Regions from separate parts of the Homo sapiens genome. Here region 1 is linked to region 2. A link is a loop called in an ENCODE intact Hi-C map of the cell type or tissue named here. Cell type or tissue: chondrocyte. All regions are shown on one strand. Links, peaks and the distances in the headings refer to the core of each region. The heading gives the core; the rest is flanking DNA. Region 1 holds the start of LOC105372663 (a long non-coding RNA gene). Region 2 overlaps LOC105372664 (a long non-coding RNA gene).

What was found. Peaks named below come from ENCODE experiments on the same cell type or tissue, not always from the same donor. Only the 100,000 strongest peaks of a DNase experiment are listed, where the experiment ranks them.
Region 1: a loop joins it to region 2, with 3 times the contacts of the local background. A loop is called at or near these places in 26 of 110 quality-filtered maps.

The regions. Positions count from the first base shown.
Region 1 is chr20:51,361,746-51,373,392 of GRCh38, reverse strand. LOC105372663 (a long non-coding RNA gene) reads right to left here and starts at 6,958. Exons shown (of 3, transcript XR_936848.3): 1 at 6,734-6,958; 2 at 4,540-4,796. RefSeq lists an enhancer at 6,887-7,181. In chondrocyte, for the core only: no CTCF peak of the experiment used is centred there; DNase peaks (open chromatin) are centred at 6,770 and 7,161.
Region 2 is chr20:52,077,861-52,089,507 of GRCh38, reverse strand. LOC105372664 (a long non-coding RNA gene) reads right to left here. Exons shown (of 3, transcript XR_936849.3): 1 at 6,373-11,647; 2 at 5,946-6,037. It also overlaps a transcript of ZFP64 not described here. Among named protein-coding and RNA genes, the nearest start is that of ZFP64, 110 kb to the left of the region's middle. In chondrocyte, for the core only: CTCF peaks have their summits at 5,451 and 5,662 (motif pointing right); a DNase peak (open chromatin) is centred at 4,604.

The DNA of each region.
Region 1 (11,647 bases), core at 2,065-10,064, 720 kb after region 2:
ACGGCAGTGGAGCTTGTGTCCCAGCAGGAAGGATAGACTGTATAAACCATAAGAACAGAAGAGTTCAGCAATGGGTGCCTCGGGAAAAATTAGCAGCAGGGAGGGTGCGGCTGGTGGTGCTTCTGGCAGGGGCTGTGATGTGCCTGGTGTTGTGCTATATATACTGGTTCCAGGATTTCTGTCCCCGAGCCCTGCGGCCATCCCGTAAGGTGGGGCTTTCCTCATTTCTCAGATGAGCCGGAGGCTCAGAGTGGGTGCAAGCTGGTGACCCTGCAGCTGTGCAGTGGCAGAGTGACGATTTGAACCCAGGTCTGTGTGCACCCAAAGTGGATATGCTTGCACCCCCTAACCTTGCCCCCAACAGGGATTCTGTGGCCCTTAGAGGGTGCAGCCCATGAGGCTCTGATCCCTGGGGGCTCTGATCTCTGGACCAAAATGCATCCAGGGACTTCCCTGTTTGCCAAGCAAGAACGAGGGGTAGGAGCAGGCAGGGGCGAACCGTCGAGGAGATTTATTTTGGGGAATCTAAAAGCCTGAGTCTGGCCAAGAACACTCCAGTAGAAATGCACGTTTTCTCCATGTGAACATTATGAGCCCCAGAAATCTGACTTCCCCCTGGCCAGGCTGGTGGGAGATGGCCTCTGTGTGGCCCGGAGTCCCCAGGTACCCCCTAAGTAGGTACAGCTGTCGGGCTTCTGTGCTTGGAAACGTTCACATGCTACTGACACTAGATACTTTCCTTCCTAATGAGCTTTCCCCCGCACAAACAACTGGATGTGGAAAGATCCATCCTCTGCGCCCAGCCAAGGCAACCTGTGGGTAGAAATTTCCCTTTAGGCTGAGCAGGGAGGCCCGTTCTAAGGTGAGGAGTATTTCCTGGCCACTGGGAAGACACTGGAAGGGACTCTTGGTGGAGCCCCACTGCCCTCTAGAGGTACGGATCCCCAAGCCCCACTGAGGATGCTCAGATCCAGGGCCTGGGGCTCTCCCGGGACCTGCTGCAAGAGTGGCTTCCACAGGCTTCCCTGCAACCTCCTCCAGCCCCTACCCCGAGTCAACCTTTCCCTGACCTCCGTCCATTTGCTGAGTTAAGAGAAGTAGGACATGTCCAGCCTCCAGCCAAGTCAGGTCCCTGGACCGTAGGCTGTAGCTCAACGAACTCGGCTTGCTCTGTCCCAGACAATGGCACACATCCCTGGGAACTGCTGCCAGTCCTCTCCGGAGACTTTTAAAGCCACAAATCCCGAGGCGATCAGGATGCCCCATGCCCCCTAATTAATTCAAACCCAACATAATGCTGTACAGTAAGAGTAAGGAAGTCTAAGACACTTCGGAGTTTTGCGTGATGGCTACCTTGATGTCCTTTTTGTTTTCTAAAATAAACATCCTTCAAATTATTAACAAAAAAATGTTTGGGGCACTGCTCTGATTGAAATCACTCTTGCAAAAATTGTGACAATGAGAAATTGTGACAGTGAAAGAGATCTGACCTAACCGACTCCATCTTGCTTCTCACCTCCAAGCTGCCCTTGTTCATTCCTGGGCATAGGTAACTTTGGGAGGAAGTTAGTTTATAGTTTAACTTTGAAACAAAGATGATAACAGCCCATTCCCGAAACAAACCTCCTTCTTGCCTGGGGACCAGACTGCCTTTGTACAACTAACAAGTGAGCCACAAGATCAGAAGTTAACTGCTCAGGAGTCATGCAGCCAGAGGCCAAAATATCCCTAAACTTCCCAATTTCTCCTATAACACTGGTATTATAAAATCTAAGATTGCTGTTTGAGGGACTTTGCAGACCCTGCACTCAGCTGGGATCACCCAGATTGATCAACTGGCTCATCTGGTCCTGTGGCCTGCATGTAGGAACCAACTCAGTGCAAAAGGACAGCTTCGACCCCCTATGATTTCATCTCCAACCCAACCAGTCAGCATTCCCCACTCCCTGCCCCCCTGCCCACCAAATTATCCTTTAAAAACCCCAGTCTCTGAATTTTTCAGGGAGACTGATTTGAGTAATAATGAAACTCCGGTCTCCCATTCAGCCGACTCTGCGTGAATTAAACTCTTTTCTCTATTGCAATTCCCGTCTTGATACATTGGTTCTATCTGGGCAGTGGCAAAATGAACCCACTGGCGGTTACATGCTGACATGTGAATGACATTGTTAACATGTAAATACTCTTTCGTGAAGTTTGGCTCTTGCTTAGTGAGTGGGTACCATGTGCTCCGCAGCTCAGAGATCATTCACCGAGACCTCAGGACAAGCCTATGAAGTGGTACTGCTGTTGCTGTCATCATTTTACAGATCACACAGCTGAGAAGTGAAGTCTTGGAGGCTCGATTTGGGGCAGTCTGATTCTGACCGTTAGGTCACCCTTCTTTTTTGCTGAATTGGGTCACCCAGCAAGGAAACCATCTCTGGCATCCAGAGCTTCCATCTCAGAGGGGAGTTGAAGCAAGGACACGCCATGGTTTCCACGCCTCCTCCGAGTCTCTGGACTCTCCCCACGTCTCTCCACATCTATGGGTCACACTCCAATCCTGTCCTGTGGTCCAGTCCCTGTCCTCTCTCACCAGATGGCCACAACAGCCTCCTCCAGCCCCTTTGAGACAGTGATGCTTTCCAAGGGCACACATTAGCATGGTGCCTCCCGGAGGAAAGCTGAGTTGTCCAGTGCTTCCAATGCCTTTAGGATAACTCAGATGCATCCTCAGAGCTCAGCCCTTGCCCCTTCCTCTGGGAAGCCCTTCTGGCCTTACTCGTCTCCCCCTCAGCACTTCTCCTTCCAGAACCCACTGAAGTTGTAACTTAACATGTGGTGTGTGATCATGTAACCCATCTCCCCACTGCTGGACTCTGAGTCCCCTGAAGATGAGGACTCTGCGTGGGCTCCCACTGTGTCCCTTGGGCTGACTTCTGTGTCCTCAGTCCTCCACCTCCAACCCCCATGACACAGAGCAGGCACTCTAATATTTGCTGAGTAAATGAACACATAAATGAATGAATGAGGCTGGGCATGGTGGCTCACACCTATAATGCCAGAACTTTGGGAGGCCGAGGCAGGCAGATCACCTGAGGTCAGGAGTTTGAGATCAGCCTGGCCAACATGGCAAAAACCCCGTCTCTACTAAAAATACAAAAACGAGCTGGGTGTGGTGACGCATGCCTATAATCCCAGGTACTTGGGAGGCTGAGGCAGGAGAATTGCTTGAACCCGGGAGGCGGAGTTTGCAGTGAGCCGAGATCGTGACGTTGCACTCCAGCCTGAGCAACAGAGTGAGACTCCATCTCAAAATAAATAAACCAATTAATTAATTAATTTTAAAAAATGAATGAATGAAAGCAAAGTGCAGTAGGTGCTCCCAGGAGGGAGAGATCCCATCTTGATGGTGGGTGGGAGGGGGACCAGGGAGACTGTGGAAAAAGTGGCACTAGAGTCAGAACGTAGACATGCGGAGAAAGGGGGGAGGGCACTGTATGAGGAAAGGCACGGGGATCGGACACTGTGCCACATCTCCGGGGAAGAGAACCCTTTTACCAAGCCTCCGAGATCCTTGCAATGTGGTCACAGTCTGCCATGTTTTGTGGTCACACTCAAACTACGTTTCAGCCATAGCAAGCCGCTCACAGCTCTTCGACTGTCCCAGCTCAGGCCTTTCCGCTGCTGTCTCCTCTCCCTGCCGTGCCCTCTCCTTGAGTACTAGGCTGCTGCAGTCCAATCCGGCTTTCCACCCAAAGGCTGCAAAATGGTGACCTGCAGGCTGGACCTGGCTTGGGGATGTTTTTTTTTCATCCACCCAGTGTTTTTTTTTTTTTTTTTCTTCTTCTTTTAAGGCAGGTTCTTGCTCTGTCACCCAGGCTGGAGTGCAGTAGCGTGATCTCAGCTCACTGCAACCTCTGCCTCCCGGGTTCAAGTGATTCTCGCTCCTCAGCCTCCCGAGTGGCTGGGATTGCAGGCACCTGCCACCATGCCCAGCTAATTTTTTTTGTATTTTCAGTAGAGACGGGGTTTCTCCATGTTGGCCAGGCTGGTCTCGAACTCCCAACCTCAAGTGATCTGTCTACCTCAGCCTCCCAAAGTGCTGGGATTACAGACGTGAGCCACCGTGCCAGGCCTCTTTTTGCTTCTTTTAATAAAAGCACTTGAAATTCAGATGTCTTTACCAAAAAAAAAATGTTTAGATTTCTACTTTCTTTTGAAGAACTAGATGATCTGGCCACACTCGCCCCACATCCTTTTTGGTGACCATGAGTCAGAGCTGAGTAGCAACCACCTCTTTGATGGGGGCACGTGTTGTCAACTGGCCACCATCTGCCCCTCACTGTGGCATTACCCTCCACCCACTTTATTCATCCTCGTCACGCACCCAGGCCCTGCGGGACCTCTCCACACACATATGGAACTCAGGTAGCCCTGCCCATGGGATGCCTGGTGCACGTGCCCATGTCTTCTCTAAGCCTCTGTACTAGGCATTGCTGCAGAGGGGCCCTGCTCCTGAGGCTGGTCCTTCTCAGCATCCAGGGCTCAGCTTACCTGTTATACCTTCGGAGAGGCCCTCCCTGGCTACAGCGGGCCCACCCGCCCCATGGCAACACTGTTGTTCTTGCTCTCTGCTTGCTCCTTTTACTGCTCTCCCTCCAATGTGTCATCCAGTTTCTGTTTTCGTGGAGTTGGCCTCCCCCCAGTGCAAAGTCAGTTCCATGAGAGCAGGCATCAGATCTGTTGGGATTGTGGCTGCATCCCCAGGGCCTCGCAGCGTGTCTGGAACACGGTAGGCATTACATCAATATCTGTGGGACACAAGAATGAAGGAATGAAGGAAGGAAGGAATGAACACACAATTGCTATTCTCCAGGAACTCCCACTTAGTAGCAGGGCAGGGAATAGACCTTATAGACTAGAGGGTGTTGAATGGTGATGACTCCCTCCAACCCCCGCCCCACAAAAGACAAATCCAGTAAAAAACATGTGAATGTAAACTTATTTGGAAAAAGGGTCTTTGTGGATGGAATTAAGTTAATGATCTCAAGGTGAGATCACCTGGATGATCTGGGTGGGCCCTAAACCTAACAACAAGTGTCTTTAAAGAAGAAAAGAGATCACAGACATGGAGGAGACGTTCAGGAGAAGATGGAGACAGAGGCTGGAATTCTACTATCACAAGCTAAGAATCCCTGGAGCCATCAGAAGCTGGAAGAAGCTGGCCAAGATGCCCCTGTGGAGCTTTCAGAGGGAGCACAGCCCTGCTGACACACGGATTTTGGACTTTTGGCTTCCAGAACTGCAAAAGGATGGTTTTGGGCCATCCGGTGTGTGGTAATCTGTCATGGCACCCCCAGAAAATGAATACATTGACCAAGCACAGATGCCTAGACATTCATGCGACCTGCAAAGGGGCTTTCAAGATGCCAGGGCTGCAAGTCTCCATTCGATGAGCTGCTATCATTTTTTTTGAGACAGAGCCATACTCTGTAGCCCGGGCTGGAGTGTAGTGGTGTGATCTTGGCTCATTGCAACCTCTGCCTCCCAGCCACCTGAATAGCTGGGACTACAGGGGTGTGCAACCATGCCCAGCTAGTTTTTGTATTTTCAGTAGAGACAGGGTTTCACCATGTTGGCCAGGCTGATCTCGAACTCCTGACCTCAAGTGATCCACCTGCCCCAGCCTCCCAAAGCACTGGAATTACAGGTGTGAGCCACCACACCTGGCCGATGAGCTGCTTTTGCTGGAGCAGCAGCCAGCTTGGCTCTTCCTGCCTTGCGGAGCATCTGCCCGACACCCATTCAGAGCCATGAGACACCACATCTCTCTTCACCATGCTACTCCTGTGATTAGAACTTCACAGACTTCTCAGCCTGCAGTTTGGATTTTGTTTCCTGGAGTCCCCTTCCCACAGCTGCGCACTTGCCAAGTGGAGCAGCTTCCTCCCCTGCACACAGGTGCCCGGTCCTCTCTGTGTAGAGGTCTATCCCACCTCCCCCAGCTCCAAAGCCAGTACCCCCAGGGAGCTTTCCCTAATCCCCGGTTGGATTCTTCTGCTCGGTTTCTGTGTCTTTCTCAAGGTGGAAAGTGTGATCTGCCTCCCAGCCTTATCTCTTCCAGTAGCCTGCAGGGGAAATGGACATGCCGTGCCTGTCTGCACACTTCCAGGCACACAGTAGAAAAAAAAAAAAACACAGCAAAACCCTCGGTAAAGCACAGCTTTCTGCCACCCTCCATCCTTGTGCAGCCAACAGCCCACCGCCTGGAGCCACTTCCCAGATACCACTGAACCTCTGACCTGACTCAGGTCCAGCTCACAACCTCTGACCTCCGTTTCCCACCCCACCAGGGTCATACCTGCTGCCTCAGGGCCAGGCAGACCTTGCCTTGGGAGCTTCACATTCATAATGAGACCCGTGATTCCACCCACTGGAGGGTCCTGCACCTAGTGGGTCAAGGGCATGACCTTACTCACCGACATGCCCAGCTCCTGAGTGGGACCTCAGATGGTGATAATACTCAGATGGCAAACGCCAATGGTACCTGCCTGGCAGGATGCTGTGAGAATGATGTGAGGTCACTTCATGTGACTCCCTTAGAAACCATGTGGGTTGGAATAAGCACTTGATAATAGTAGCTAGTGTTGATGATGACGATGGTGATGATGATGGTCATTGCCATCCACAGCACTGGCCCCAGGTCAATACATAAGTGTATGGGGGCTCGACAGGGCTGGCCTCCTACCTCTGACTCAGGCTGGCAACACCCCAGGGAGTCTGTGGGAAGGCCTTGTCCCCGGCAGAGGCAGAGCGTCCACGCCCCATCCTGGCCCCTGTCCACTCAGTGTCCTTTCTCCATCTGAGTCGATTTCTGTGGTGCTGGAAGATGCTTTCAAAATGATGTGAGCATATTTCTGAGGTCAACTTCTAATCAAAAACGACTCCCAGACGGTGCCCTGGTTTAAAAAGAAAAGAGAGAAGAAATGGAGTGAGTCACCGTCCAAACCATTTGAATGAAACAAAGACACAACAAACTCTCTGCTTTCCTCTTGAGCCAGAATGGATGACCTCAGCCCTGTAGAGACACAGCTGGAGGGAATTAAGGGGGATCTCCGGTTCCCCGAGATAGCGAGGACGGCACAGCAGAGCCACCATGACTCACGGTGAGAACCACAGGGATGGAATCCAGGGGCCTGGAACCCCAGGGACCTGCAGCCAAGGCGAAAACCAAAACTGGTGGGTGGGGAGGGGTGGCAGGAGGCTGAAGGATTGCAGGCCTTGGGAATAGTCGATGAGTGAGCTTGAAAAAGACCCCAAAGCTGGAGCAATGTGACCCCCACGATGTCTTCTGGGGACCTGGGGGACATTGCCAGGCCTAGACTTGGGCTTTTTAGTGCCCAGAGTGCCTCTGTTGGCAACTCTATTTCCAGTGTCTGGAATCCTTCCTCCCAATATTCCCAGGGCCCCAGAATCTGTCATCCTCGCCCTCTGGGAGGAGAAGGGCAGACACAGTCATGGCCCAGGAATCTTAGGGCTTCATTTTGGAAGGCTGTGTCTCCCCAGGCTCTGAACTTGGAAGTCTCTTTGCCAGACAGACTTTTCCTGGGGATGGAGGGAGACTTGGCTGGACAGAGATGGGCAGGCCGAGTGGGAAATTGTAGGTGGGCTCCATACTTCACCACAACTCTTAGGCCAATGTTCTCACCTTCCACTCAGGATTGTCAAGGTGACTCACTAAACTTACAGGATCAAATCTTTTTTGAAAATTGAACTGGTTTCTAAAGTGATAGCAATAATATATACATAGGGTGAAACTTTTTTTTCAATAATAAAGAGAAGCATAACAAAGTTTTCTTCTGCCAGACTACTCCTAAGCCCATTTTTCAGTGGTATTAATTCTTGGTTTTGGCTATTCTAGTTTTCTGATGGTAAAGTCTACCTTTAATAATATGTCTGCTTCTACTTCTTGATTTATCAATTCTATATGGTATTCAATGATTCCTTGCATTGAAAGATTAGGAAATTACTGCAATTATTCTGACCTTTGTGTGTTCTTCCTCCTCTCCCATCCACGTTAGTTATAAAATTTTAAATCATGGACCCTAATGTTAGTCTGAATTCAATTCCCACCTCTGCCACTTACTGGCTGTATAACTTCGGGCAAGTTACTTAACCTCTCTGTGTTCCAATTTTCTCATGAGTAAAAATGCGGATAATGATACTAACTGCTTCATAAAGTTGTCATGAAGATGAAGAATTAAAACATTTAATGTTAATTCATGTTGAGTGCTTGGAACAGTACCTGATATGTGGTATCAATAACTGTTAGCTACTATTTCTCATTATTCTGTTCTAAAGTTTAGAACAGTATTCACCAAGGAACTAAGTGTGAATAGACTCATGGAGAAGAAAAGGTGATCTCGAGTCACAGAACCGTTACAGCACAAAGGAGAATTTTCCAAGTGTCAGATTTCATAGATAACTCTTTAAGTGCCTTTCTAGTATCCTTTGCCTCTTCTGTATAATTGTCAACTGCCACTTTTAAAAATCTTTATGCTGCCGGGCGCAGTGGCTCACACCTGTAATCCTAGCACTTTGGGAGGCTGAGGCGGGCAGATCATGAGATCAGGAGATCCAGACCATCCTGGCTAACACGGTAAAACCCCATCTCTACTAAAAATACAAAAAATTAGCCAGGCATGGTGGCGGGTGCCTGTGGTTCCAGCTACTGGGGAGGCTGAGGCAGGAGAATGGCATAAACCCAGGAGGCGGAGCTTGCAGTGAGCTGAAATTGTGCCACGGCACTCCAGCCTGGGCAATACAGCGAGACTCTGCCTCAAAAAAAAAAAAATCTTTATGCCATCCTCTTTCTTAGATTTCTTTTGGAGAGATGGCCATATATCTTTGGGTAATTTTTTCATATACAGTATATTATTTGTAAATTTTCAAAATCTTAAATATCTAAGAGCATCTTTGCTTATCTATATAAATAATCCTAGCTGAAAGTACTTTACCCTCAGAACATGGAAGATGTATCTTTATCATCTTCTGGCATCCCAATAGACAACAAATCTGGTGTTAATATGATTTTCAATCTTTTATAATTGACCACTTTAAAAATTATTATTTCCAAAGGCCTGTAGTCCTTATTTGTAAAGTTTCAAAATTCTCTCTGATGTTTGCAAGTATGCATTGCAATTGGCACCAGATGGAACTATGTAAACTGAAGACTCAAGTCAAGATGTGCAATAAAATGTTGTCCTTCCTTTTACTGTTTCTTCCTCCTCCAATCTTTCTCTTCTCTTCTTTTGAAATGCTCATTTACAGAGGCTGGACCTCCTAGATTTATCCTCTTCTATCTCAACTTTTCTAATTTCTAGTTTTGTCTAGTCATCCTACATTCTAGGAGATTTCTTCAATTCTGTCTTCCATATTACTAACTTTATCATCAGCCATGTCTATTTCATTTTTCATTCACTGAAATTTTCAAATGTAATTATATTTTTCATTGTCAAGAACATTTCTTGTTCTCCAACTGCTCAGTTTTCACAATAATCTACTCTAGTTTTGTTGATGTGACAGTCTCTCAAATATTCCTCAAGACACAAACTAGAATGAAAACTTAAAAAAAATCTTTCCCTGGAAATATCTCATATCATTCCAGTATGAAGTATTCAGTTTATTTACTTTGATTCTTCCCTTTTTGTGACATTTGTTTTCTGCAGATGTCTTTCGATGCCCTGAATGTGGTTTCACATTTACAAATAAAGGACCAAGTTGGTTAGTTTCTGTAAGTGACATGGGCTTCCTGGACAACCCTATATGGTCTTGTTCCCCAGTGGGACTCTCCCTGAAATGGCAAGACACACCATGGGCTGTGTATACATGGACATGAACACTGCCCAGCAAGGTTCCCTACAGGACAGTGGTCCCCAACCCCTGGGCCATGGACTGGTACTGGTCTGTGGCCTGTTAGGAACCAGGCCGCACAGCAGGAGGTGAGTGGCAGGTGAGCAAGCATTACCACCTGAGCTCTGCCTCCTGTCAGATCAGCAGCTGCATTAGAGTCTCATAGGAGAGCAAACCCTATTGTGAACTGTGCATTTGAGGGATCTAGGCTGTGTGCTCCTTATGAGAATCTAATGCCTGATGATATGAGGTGGAACAGTTTCATCCTGAAACTATCCCTGTTCCACCCTGGTTCATTGACACGCTGTCTTCCATGAAACCAGTCCCTAGTGCCAAAAATACTGGGGACTGCTGCTATAGGGAACAAGGGCAGAGAGCATATAGGCAGGCCAGGGAGACACCAAATTGTCAAAGCAAATGGGATTAAACAAACAAGAGGTTACTTTTTCTTGGGTAGAAAGACGTCTAAGGGTAGACAATCACCAGTGGTAGAGTGGCTCAGAGATATCATTAAGCACTTGAGCTCTTCCTAGTTGCCCCCTGGTAGGGCTTGAAAGATGGCTGCTGCCCCTGTGGTCTCACTCCTGAGCTTCTGGTGGGGAGAGGAAGCAAATGGGGTGGGGTGAAGGCACACACCAGGAATTCAATGGCTAAACCCCCAGCAGACTTCTTATATCTCATGATGTCATAGGAGACTGGGAGATGGAGCTTTTTGGCCAAGCATTCTGTGACCTTGAACAAGCTAGGGTTTCTCTTAGAAAGGAAGAAGAAAGATAGATCTTGGGTAAGCCACCAACTATATGTGTGATGGGCATTTTTACCCTGGAATATCCATCCTTGGGAGGAGCTGCTTATTCTCCCCCATTAGCCCCATGTCTATGGTGGAGAACTTGGTTTTCTCTCTAGCAGCCCTGTGGCAGAGATTGCTATTTGTCCCCAACACAAATTCTCTCCCTCCCTTTCAGTAGCAGAACTCCCATTGCTTCTGGGCATGTGGCCACCTGGAATAGCCACATTTCCCAGCCTCCCTGGCCTCTGGGTGTGCTCATGTGACCAAGTTCTGGCCAATGTGGTGGTGGCAGAAGTGAAGGTCACTTGGGTGTGACTGTAGAGGGAAGGGAGTGTGCTATGCCTGTCACCTTTCCCTTGGCCAGGCTGCAGAGGTGGAGGACGTGCTCTGAACACCCTGCGGATGGTGGAGCATCAGAGTAGAGGGGGTAGGAACCTACGTGATGGACACCTCCTCAGGCCTACAGACTGTGTGGAGCAGAGCAGCCACCTCAGCCCAGTCTTGAAAGAGAGAGAGAGATTGAGAGAGATCGAGATTGAGATTGAATCTTGTTTTAGCCACTGTTATTTGGGCCTTTGTTGCATATATCTTAAAACAAAGAAGACCCAAACAGACACCCTAAGATGTCTTCTAAGGCCTTTTTTTTTTTGAGACAGAGTCTCACTCTGTCACCCAGGCTGGAGGGCAGTGGTGCAATCTCAGCTCATTGCAACCTCCACCTCCCGGGTTCAAGTGATTCTCCTGCCTCAGCCTCCCAAGTAGCTGGGATTACAGGCATGCACCATTACTTCTGGCTAATTTTTGTATGTTTAGTAGAGATGGGGTTTCACCATGTTGGCCAGGCTGGTCTTGAACTCCTGACCTCAAGTGATCTGCCCACCTTGGCCTCCCAAAGTGCTGGGATTACAGGCATGAGCCACTGCACCCATCCAGCCCATTTTTAAAAATCATTATTCCATC
Region 2 (11,647 bases), core at 1,998-9,997:
CAGCCCCCCAAAGCACTGGAATTACAGGTGTGAGCCACCGCACCTGGCCAAGGTTCACTCTTGATGTTGTACATTCTGCGGTTGTGGACAAATGTATGATGACCTACATCCACCAATAGCTGTCATTCGACACCCTTTTTGCTGGTCAACTTATTAGAACTTTTATTTTGATTTCCATAGTTTTCATTTCTCTAATTTCATTTCCTCCCTTTGCTTTAGTAACTAAGTTCTTGACTTGGGCGTGTCTTTCTGGTTCTGGCTTTCCCCAAGCATTTGTTTATTGGGTAAACTAATTTTATTTGGATATGATCAGCCTGGAAGGGTTGGGCTAGGGGGTAGTGATGAAACATGGCTGGATGGAAGTGTTCTGGGTATGTGGTCTTCTGCTGTCCCTGGCATCTCTAACTTACCAGGCCCTTGTATTCTTTTTCTGACCTCAGCACCCTTTGACCAACAGCCTAGGGGGAGATGCCGTGCTGCTTGCTGTTTGGAAGAAGTGAGAGGAAGGGGTCCACCTGACCATTCTCCATGTGGTTCATGAAGCTGCCCAAGATCCCTACAGCTGCCACTTCTTATCCTGAGTACTTCTATAACCACTGCCATTTTTCCCAAACAGGGTTTGGCCTGTAATTTTCTCCATCAATCAGATTTTTATGTCATCTTTCCCTTAGGATTTCTGAACTATCAATGAATGATACACATTCTTGTTTCCCAATATGCTGATGTAGACTTCAGTATCTTTCTCTCTCAGTATTTGGACAGGAGGAGGCGGCACACCCATATGCCCAGGCTATCATCTTGGTCAAATCTTTGTAGCCATCTTGACCAAAAAACCTTTAACTTTGACTCCTTATGTGTTTGAAGGAGACAAACCGCACAAGTGTGAGTTCTGTGACAAGTGCTTCAGCCGGAAGGACAACCTGACCATGCACATGCGGTGCCACACCAGTGTGAAGCCACACAAGTGTCACCTGTGTGACTACGCTGCCGTGGACAGCAGTAGCCTCAAGAAGCACCTGCGGATCCACTCTGATGAGCGGCCGTACAAATGCCAGCTCTGCCCCTATGCCAGCCGCAACTCCAGCCAGCTCACCGTCCACCTGCGATCTCACACGGGTGAGTCCCTGACCAGGAAACCTCAATCCCTTACTTTTTCTCTAATTTCTTAACCTTCATTTACTTAACAACACAAGCAACTTAAATGACTTGGTGTGGTAGAAGTACAAGAATTTGGAACTTCTGTGATAATTGTGAGATTTGTCATTTTTCTGTTGCCGGAACAACAACTTTTGGTAAAATATGACTGACAGCTGGGTTTTATATCTTGACTATATAGAATCCAGCTGGGAGTAGATACCCACTATAACTGCCAAGAAGCCAATGATGTATCTCAAGTCAGACCTATAAACTAGATGTTTCAGTAAATGTATACACTGATTGCATGGCTAAATTTGGAATGTAGCAGGATCCATTAAGTATAATTAAAAATCACAAACTTTTAATCTTAGGAACTTCCTTTATGGGACCCTACTGAAATGATAGGACCAACTCATCGTGGCATGGAAAAATGGGGTTTGAGATATTCATAAAGATGCTCATAAGTTGAAAATTTTCAATGAATTCCTGGAAAATGGTGAGCAGACAGGAACATAGTGATGTTTAAAACTGAGTATAGAAAGCTGTGTCCCAGCAGACAAATGGGAGGCAGCTGTACAGTTGGAAGCCAAAGTTTCCAGCCAATATCCAAGGGCCCTGAGGGCTCTGGGCTTGGAACAAGCATGTAGACAGCCAGGGCCACAAAGCTTGGGGGACTAGCCAAGGCCTGGCAAAACTGCCCAACCAACCCAGTAGCAGGTGAAACCTCTGGCATCCATGTCTAATCATTAAACCAGTCTACTTTCCCAAATATAGTCCACCAAGGATCATGAGTCATCTATAGGAAATGAATGGAATAAAATGAGCCAAGTCAATAACTAATCCTGGAAGTAAGAGTACTTGGGTAATTTTCACATTCTAATTGGTGTCTACCCACTGGCAGAAATGTTGCATCCAAATAGAGACCTATGAAGAGATAATGAGAACAAAGAAGTATGAAATAAAACTAGGATTGCTAGCTATAAAATTAATGTCCCAGAGATTACGGGAAAAAAATTGGGTGAGTGAACTGAGAATAAGAGCCAGTCCTGAAGTCTGGTTTCTGACCAGGTCTAGGAAGAAAAGAAAATGGAAGTGAGAAGAAAATAGAGTGAAAATAGAAAATCAAATGAGAAATGAAGTCCACAATTCTAAGGGGCCAGGAGAGTAAAAGTGCTCACAGGATTCCAATCAGGATGGAAGGGAGTGGACAGGGGACATCTATATCTAGAAATATGTCTGGGTAGTATTGGCTTCTAGGAGACAATGGAACAGTGCCCTCAAGAGTTGGGAAATGATTTTGAACTTAGAATTCTATACCCAGCCAAACTATCTCAAGTATGAGAGCAAAATAGAATGATGTGCAAGGACTCAAGATTTTACTCCCAGCCACCATGCTAGTGGGAGTTACTAGAAGATAAACTCTAGCAAAGGAAGGGAGGAAACATCTGGCATGATATATTTGATATGTGAATACCTGAATATGGCTAACTGGGATTGCAGCAAAGAGAAATATCAGGCTGATACTTGTATAGAAAGTCAAGAGAAACTAAATCAGAAGTTTTAAAAATCCATTTTAAAAATTCCTTGTGAAAGGGCCGGGCGCGGTGGCTCAAGCCTGTAATCCCAGCACTTTGGGAGGCTGAGGCAGGCAGATCACGAGGTCAGGAGATCGAAACCATCCTGGCTAACACGGTGAAACCCCGTCTCTACTAAAAATACAAAAAAATTAGCTGGGCGTGGTGGCGGGCACCTGTAGTCCCAGCTACTCGGGAGGCTGAGGCAGGAGAATGGCATGAACCTGGGAGGCGGAGCTTGCAGTGAGCTGAGATTGCGTCACTGCACTCCAGCCTGGGCGACAGAGTGAGACTCTGTATCAAAAAAAAAAAAAAAAATTCCTTGTGAAAGTTACAAAATTATGAGAGTGGATGACTTCTGAAATTGAGATTCCTTCTTTCAAGAAACACAGTCTAATCAAGAAGCAAGTTAAAATGTGCCCCCAAATGAGCAACACGTAAGAAAAGAAAACAAAATTATATTGATGGGTGGTTACGCCATCCACTGGCCTGAGTGTGACAGCAGACTTATAAGGAAGTGATTGTAATCCTGGTGCAGTGTTTGGCTCCGATGAATATCACATTCCCAGTCACCATTTAAATTATTTATAGTTGGCTTCTGAACTTGAAATCTGAAAATGATTAAAGTATAAGAATTCACCAGACAGAATGGAAATATTTTTTTACTTAAAGGTGAAAAGAAAGCTACTTCTAACAAGTGAGGAGTTAAGTGTGGAGAAGAGGAGTGAATCCTCAAAAAATCTCAGAAGCTGATGGACTAAAATGTGAGGCTACTACTCAGCTTAAAAGTGTAAAAGTCACAACCACCAGAATGCAGGGGAGAGGTTAGGGAAAGGATGGGTGTGTAGGATAAGATGCTTATCTTTGTGTATATTCAACTGACGTTTAAAGCAGCAACCTCAAAAACAACTAGAAACCCTTAGCAATGTCTCCAGGGAATGGGACTCTAAAGACCATGGCTCTTTATTATTTGTCCCCTGCTGCCATAATTATGCATTAATATTATAAATAAAATTTAGCCTGTAGTTATAAAAGTAAGAAACTTTAACTTGAAATACAAGCTCAATAACTGATGTCATATAGATTAAACACTATAGTAAGCGTCTTCACAGGTCTTAGCTTGATTTGAAGCAGTTGTTTGTAATTTAAATCTCACCTCTTCTTCCACATTCAATTCTGGGATGTCAAGTTAAATGGGAGTTTAGATTTGAAACTGAAGGGGTCATCAAGAGTATGGACTTGAGTGCCATAGTGCCTGGGTTCCAAATCCCTGCTGTTTGACCTGAGCCAAGTAACTTGACCTCTCTGAGCCTCAGTTGTCCCATCTGTAAAGTGGGGGTAATAGTACCCACTCATAGGATTGTTGTGAGGATTGCATTAATATGCACAACAAGTGTTGTCATTAGGAGGTTGGGTTTAGAGTTCACAAAACCCAACCATCTCATGGCGGCCAAGTGTGCTAAGGCAGGTTGGGGTGGGAGGGTCTGTTTTGCCTGCCTGTTCTAATGGAAACACACCTTCCATTGCTAGGGGATACCCCCTTCCAGTGCTGGCTCTGTAGCGCCAAGTTCAAAATCAGCTCGGACTTGAAAAGGCACATGATCGTGCACTCGGGGGAGAAGCCTTTCAAGTGCGAGTTCTGCGACGTCCGCTGCACCATGAAGGCGAATCTCAAATCGCACATCCGCATCAAGCACACCTTCAAATGTCTGCACTGTGCCTTCCAGGGCCGGGACCGGGCTGACCTCCTGGAGCACAGCCGGCTGCACCAGGCCGACCACCCGGAGAAGTGTCCAGAGTGCAGCTACTCCTGCTCCAGCGCGGCCGCCCTGCGCGTGCACAGCAGAGTCCACTGTAAGGACCGTCCCTTCAAGTGTGACTTCTGCAGCTTCGACACGAAGCGGCCCAGCAGCCTGGCCAAGCACGTCGACAAGGTGCACAGGGACGAGGCCAAGACGGAGAACCGGGCCCCTCTGGGCAAGGAAGGGCTCAGAGAGGGCAGCTCCCAGCACGTGGCCAAGATCGTGACGCAGAGGGCCTTCCGCTGTGAGACCTGCGGCGCCTCCTTCGTCAGGGATGACTCTCTGAGATGCCACAAGAAGCAGCACAGTGATCAGAGTGAGAACAAGAACTCAGACTTGGTCACCTTCCCACCGGAAAGCGGTGCCTCGGGACAGCTCAGCACCCTGGTCTCCGTGGGGCAGCTCGAGGCTCCCCTAGAGCCCAGCCAAGACCTCTAGCTCAGCCGAAGAGGGTGGTCAGCTGTCGGAACTTCTGACCAGTGCTGTTGCCCAGCCCTCCAGAGGTGAGGCCACTGAGAGACAGGCTTTGGGCACCACTTCTGGGGCTGGCCGCTCCAACTTCACAGGCCTTCAGAGGCGATGGCTGGGCGACAGTGACGAAAGCAAAGCAAAGCAGGGCTGTGGAGACACTCCTCGCATTTGTCTCTTCCCTCCAAGGATTATCTGAGCAAGTCGACTTGTTCATTCAAAGGCGGGGTCTGCCAAGCCCTGCTCTATCCAATGGGGATAGCTTCTACGTAACGGATTCCAATTTTAAAACTGATCCATCTCTGATGGAATTATTAAACTTAGACGATATAGAAAACTAAAACTAATCTCTAGAGTGGAAAGGGTTAAAGTGAGGAAGGTGTACGTGAAGGGTCTGGGGTTGCTGGAAAACTTCTATTTCATAACCTGGGTGATCGTTCTAAGAGTGTTTGCCTTATATGTTTGTGTGGTTTCTTTTACCTGTTGTCTTACAATAAAAAAGGCAGACTCATGGTAGCATGATGTAAGGAACACTCAATTTTGCAGCCCTCCACAGACAGTTACGGTAGAAGGTTCTCCATCCCCAGCCCGCGCCCCATTCAGTAACTTAATTATAAACGCACATTGGATTTCTCAATGAGTTCCTACTGTAGTAAAACGAAATGCAGTTTGATCTGGAGGTGGCGCCAAAGATCAAGCTAACTAGCCCAGCCTGTGCTTGTCTGTTGTGGAATTCAAAATTCTGTTTAATTCTATTTGGAGAGAAAAGTCCAGGGGCCCAGTGGGCCCTGAGCTTGGTGCTGGGTGCTGGGATATGTGATACGTGGGACAGCCTCACACCAGCATCTGTTTCATCACGGAAAGCATTTAGTGTTTGCTGAACCCACAAACTACTGAAAATCCAACCTCTTCTCATAGATGGACCCTTAGGAGGTTATGAAATCTCAGTGGATATAATACTTACCCAAAGTTGCTTGGTTTCTACTTTTGGCATCTTTCCTTCAAATACTCTTTTTAAATATAAAGTCTTGTGTGCCCTCATCAAGCTGAACATCTCTGGAATTGAAACAGATTAAGTAGATCCATTGTTCCTGGTAAACTAAGAAAAAAGGATGTAAGATTTTATAGGTTGTGTAGAAGGGACTATTTCACTTGTGAAATAGAGGTACCTAGTTTATTTTGTGAATGGTGGTAGTTTGGGCAAATCTGACTCCGTTTAAGTTTTACATCAGGTAGGTGATGGTGTACTGCTGAATCTCTATTGTAAGAAGAAAAGATTAAAATGATGACAGAGACCCAGGATAGAATTAGTCTCTTTGGAGATGATCGTTTTGATCAGAAAAGTGTTTGGTTACTGAATGCTGGTGCTATTGTACAGTTGCTATTGTTACCTTTCTGCTGTTTGTCGTGAATCTGATCTGCGTTTCTGTTCTAGAAGGTTGTTGACCTTTCAAGTGGGAACCCATAGATTGAAATCACATAAACGTTCCTTGTACTTCTTGTTATAGCTCTTTAGACAAAGAGGAAAGATATCAGCCTTTTTAGAAGGCATTTTTTGTTAACAGCTGTATGGACTTTAAGGATTTTATATCCAAGCTGGTATCACCCAGCAAACTTGGATTCCCAATAGAGCAGAGGTGAGTAAAAAGCTGTGAACCCAATATTTACTTCAGGCAGTGGGTGGGGCCATAAAGTTTTTTGCAACTACTCAGCTCTGTGGTTTTAGTGCAAAAGCAACCATAGATTGCAAGAAAAAACAAGTGTGTCTGTGTTCCAATAAAACTTTACAAAAACAGGTGGCAGGCTAGATTTGGCCCATGGTCTTAGAATGTAGCAAGCCCTCCTGCAGAGTACTTTGCTCTGAACTGGCAAGTGTGACTTGTAAAACACACTAAAAGATACCAAATTTTCTGGCAGAGACACAAATGGGATTTGCACAAAGCTGAGAGTGTAGTTCAAGAGAATAAGGCTGAATGAGTATTAAAAAGAATTTGGGTAACTTAAAAGAATTTTTGAGACTGGTAAGAATTCCAAGATTCAGAGAAAAGTAGGCTAAGAGGGAAGTCTAGGACCAGGAAACTTGTAGGAGTAGGGGTAGTCTTACCTTACCATTTCTAGGAAATTAGAAGATGGCAGTGGATGGGGTTAAATCATTCGGAATTGGGGGCTGAACTGGCTAAACCTGCTAGAATGAGACTTAAAATGTACAGGTAATAACCAAATAAAACAGCCTTAATAGAAAGGAGCAGCTGACATGGCACAGACCAGAATGGCAATTCTTACACCAGCCTTGATTTGCAGAGCCCTCTGGATCTGGAAGAGGAAACTGAGAATGTTTGCAGTTTGACTTCACCTGAGCCCCAGGGATCCGCAAACTTTTTCAGTTAAGGGCCAGATAGTAAATGTTTTGAGCTTTGCTGGTCCTACTTGTTATCAGCTCTGTTGCCACTGCTGTTGTAGCACAGAGGTTCCAACTCGGCCACTGTAATGCAGCTACAGAGAATAGGGAAGGAAATAAGTTTAGCTGTGGGCCAATAAAACTTTATTTATAAAAAGGACATGATTTGGAAGGCCAGTCTGTTAACCCCTAAGTACAAGCAACAGGGTGATTGGCCTTGGATAAAAGGCAAGGGGGAAATGTTAACATGAAATTGAGCCAGCATCAGTAATGAGTGTCTATGGTCCCAGCTACTTGGGAGACTGAGCTAGGAAGAACTATTTGAGCCCAAGAGTTCAAGTCGAGCCTGGGTAGCAATGCGACTCCATCTTTAGAAAAATTTCGTGGGGCCACTTTAAGGAAGGTGTTGCTCCATGCCACAGACAGATGAGTTTCCGGTTAGGTATTGGGGAAAACTGGATCCTTTTGATCTTTACTCAGATCAGCTTGTAAAATCTCCACTGAAGAACAGAAATCAAGGCGATCTCCCGCCCCTCTGCTTAAGGTTTCTTGCTGCCTTCTAGACACTACAGAACACAAATAGCTTGTTTGTCTCCCTGTATTTAACCTCTTCTAAGAAAGCAGATGAGCCTCAATTCGAGTTGCCATCATGACTGAGCCAGGCACTGCACTAAGAACTTTACCTGTCTGCAGGTGTTTTTCTCCCAGGTGCTACCCAGAGCTGGGATAGGGTGAGGCACTTGCCTGGGACATGAGACTTAAGGGAGTGCCGAGAACTCAGTCGCCAAAAAATATTTTAATGCAGATTGGCAAACGGTGGCCCCACAGGTCATCTGCTTTGTTTTTGTAGTTCTGTGGAAAGTTGGCCTGGGATTAGGGCAAGTCAGGGCTGTGCAAGCAGAGTTGGATCCCGTGTTTAGAGTTCTGACATCCTGTTCATTGTAGGTTTCTTTTGCATTCATTTTGGTTTTTAAAAAGTTGCGTTATGGTATTTACCTTGATCAGCTGAGATTTGGGATACCACCTTAAATGTGTGCCTGAGGCCATGGCCTCTCCCACCCCACCTAGCCCCTGTCCCTCTTTAAATGCAGAAACTAAAGGATAAGGGGAAGAAACTTCCTAAAACAATATGACCCAGTAATAAATTGGGGCAGGGTGGTGACATCCTAGAAGCTGTCTCTTGTTTCCTTGAGATGGAGTTTCACGCTTGTCGCCCAGGCTGGAGTCCAATGGCGCGATCTCAGCTCACTGCAACCTCTGCCTCCTGGGTTCAAGCAATTCTCCTGCCTCAGCCTCCCAAGTAGCTGGAATTACATACGCCTGCCATCATGACCTGCTAATTTTTTGTATTTTTAGTAGAGACAGGGTTTCACTATGTTGGCCAGGCTGGTCTCGAACTCCTGACCTCGTGATCCACCTGCCTCGGCCTCCCAAAGTGCTGGGATTATAGGCGTGAGCCACCATGCCTGGCCAAAAGCTGCCTCTTTTAAATATTTAACAGACAAAGACTGTATATATTCGGTGTCTATAATGTGTTGATTGGAAATACCTAAGCATCGTGTAATGACTACCACAGATTAACACAGCTGCCACCACTCATGCTGTGCCTTACAACCCAAAATTTGTTCATGTCATGACAAAGATTGTGCCCTTTGATCAACATCTCCCCGTTTCCCCCAACTCCTGGCAACCATCCTTCTACTCTGAGAAGCCACCTTTTTTTTAGTTATAAGCGAATGCAGCTGAAGATGGGAAATCCCTGCCTCGTTCAGCTAGGGGGATGTCATCTGAGTCTATTTTACTCTTCTGTAAAATGGGTCATGTCAGGCATTTGGCCTAATGATGCAATCTACTGACTTAAGAGAAGTTGGCTTCCCTCTGTCTCCCCCACCCCCTGAGCCCTGCTTGCTTTTTTTCTTTTGTAGGGGGAGGAGGAATAACCAAGATCTAGGTACTGTGGCCTTATGATCAGCAGGGATCATGATTTCTATCTTCCCATGCCCCCTGCCACACACATCTTCAACACATAGTCTCAGATGACACCTTAAGCGCCAACTAGGACAGAAGGTCATGTCCTTAACACCGCTGGGAAGTCGCACATAAGCTGCTGCTTGCCTCCCCACCTAGTCACACACCATAGCTCTACAAAGGACACGGGGAAGCAGGTTCCTCTGGAGTGGGCTGTGCCGGTGAAAACCTGGAAGGGGAGATGCTGAACTCATGAGCATCCTCTGCTGTCTGCACAGTAAGGCAGCCTCATAGGGGTGGGAGGCATTAATAGCTTTTTCCATGGGGCACGTGATACGGGTCCTAAAGACCCTGAGATGTTACATTTGCAAGTATTTGTCTTATCTGGGCTTTATGGGGACAGTTTTGCCTGCTGCTTGTGGATGTTGGGCCATGACAGTCTTCCAAGGCATCCTAAGGCTCTACTCCAGTAGCTCTCCACCGTGCCTGCCTGCTGCGGTCCCCTGGGGGCCTCTTTGGTGTTTGAAATATCTCAGGGGAGGTACAAGGGCATCTCTACTTTCTAAAGTTCTGCAGGTGATTGTAGTGTGGAACCAGGGTGGGAAGAGCCATGTGAGTTGGAGACAGACCGTCTTCATAGGCTGTGCTGTCACAAAGGGCCCCATAGTCAGGAGGCCCCCTGTTTGGTTGCATGTTCTGTCATCGACTTTAAATTCTTAATTTTTTTAATAGCAATTTTGAAAATATTTTGCATCGGGCTTTGCAAATTGTAACAGCCAGTTTTCTGAAGAAAAGGGCATACCTCAGCCTGTCTGCATCACTGGAAAGCTGTGGGAAGGGCCTTCGACCATTGAAATCAAGACTCCTGGATAGGGGGGACCAGGTCTCTGGATGGGAGGGACAAGCACTGGCGCCCACTAACATTCACTAGTATCCCCTCCATTATTTTGATGGTTCCTCACAATGGAAGGCATTTGCCTTCATCTTTGCAAGGGAAAATTGATCTTCAGAGATGTTAACTTGCTCAGCATCATGCAGCTGATACAGGGGAGTCAAACCTGCTGTGCTGAACTCTGGCACCTGCAGTCTTTCTCCACTAGCTTCCTTTTTTTTTTTTTTTTTTTTTTTTTTTTGAGGTGGAGTCTTGCTCTGTCACCCAGGCTGGAGTGCAGCAGTACTCACTGCAGCCTCTGCCCCCCAGGTTCAAGCAATTATCCCACCTCAGCCTCCCGAGTAGCTGGGATTATAGGCACATGTCACCATGCCTGGCTAGTTTTTGTATTTTCAGTAGAGACGGTTTCACCATGTTGCCCAGGCTGGTCTTGAACTCCTGACCTCAAGTGATCCTCCCACTTCGGCCTCCCAAAGTGCTGGGATTAGAGGTGTGAGCCACCACACCCAGCCTTCCACTAGCTTCCTTAACCTCTCACCTTAGTCTAGGGTGTCTCCCACTGGCAGAGGTGGACAGCTCAGGAACAGAATCATGAGTTCTAAGTGTTGAGATAGAACAAAGTCTTCTTTGCAAGAATAGTGAGGTCTATAGTAGGGTGGGAAAAAATTTCAAATGTGAGCATCATTAGGTTGGAAAAACGTCCCTGGGCTGCGTGTGTGCTAGGGCAAGTATTGCAGGAATGACCAATGTTGCATTCCCCCAACATAGGCAGGTTACGAAATTATAAATGTTGCTTAAATGCTTATCTTTGGTAACCAAACATGGATTTATGTGAGTTTAAGTGGCCACCTGAGCTTGAGAAGCTGCTGTCAGGAGACATTCACAATTGCATCTCGTTTGCTCCCCACATGCTGCTTCAGATGCTGCTTTTTTTTTTTTTTTGTAGAGATGGGTTCTTGCTTTGTTGCCCAGGCTGGTCTCAACTCCTGGCCTCAAGCTATCCTCCCCACTTGGCCTCCCTAAGTGCTTTTTACAGCTGTGAGCCACTGCACCTGGCCCACTTCTATTTTAATAGAGATAAAAGTGAAGGCATGAGAGACAGAAGCCTGTCTGAGGTCAAGCAACTTGTCAGGATTAGAACCTGCGTCTTAGGTCTCTGAGGTGGATCCCCTTTCAATACCCCTTGCTTAGGAGGACCTGCTTTAAGACACAGTGCATTCTGAGTCATGGACCCCTTTGGCAATTCGATGAAATCTGTGAATCTGCTCAGTGATGTTTAAAAGAATAAAATACATAGGTTTGCAAAAGGAAACTGCCATTAAAATAATAGTTATCAAAATATTTTTAAATTGTTAAGTGTGTTTTTATTAACACTAAATACAAGATCTATCAGCAGATCTAGTAACTA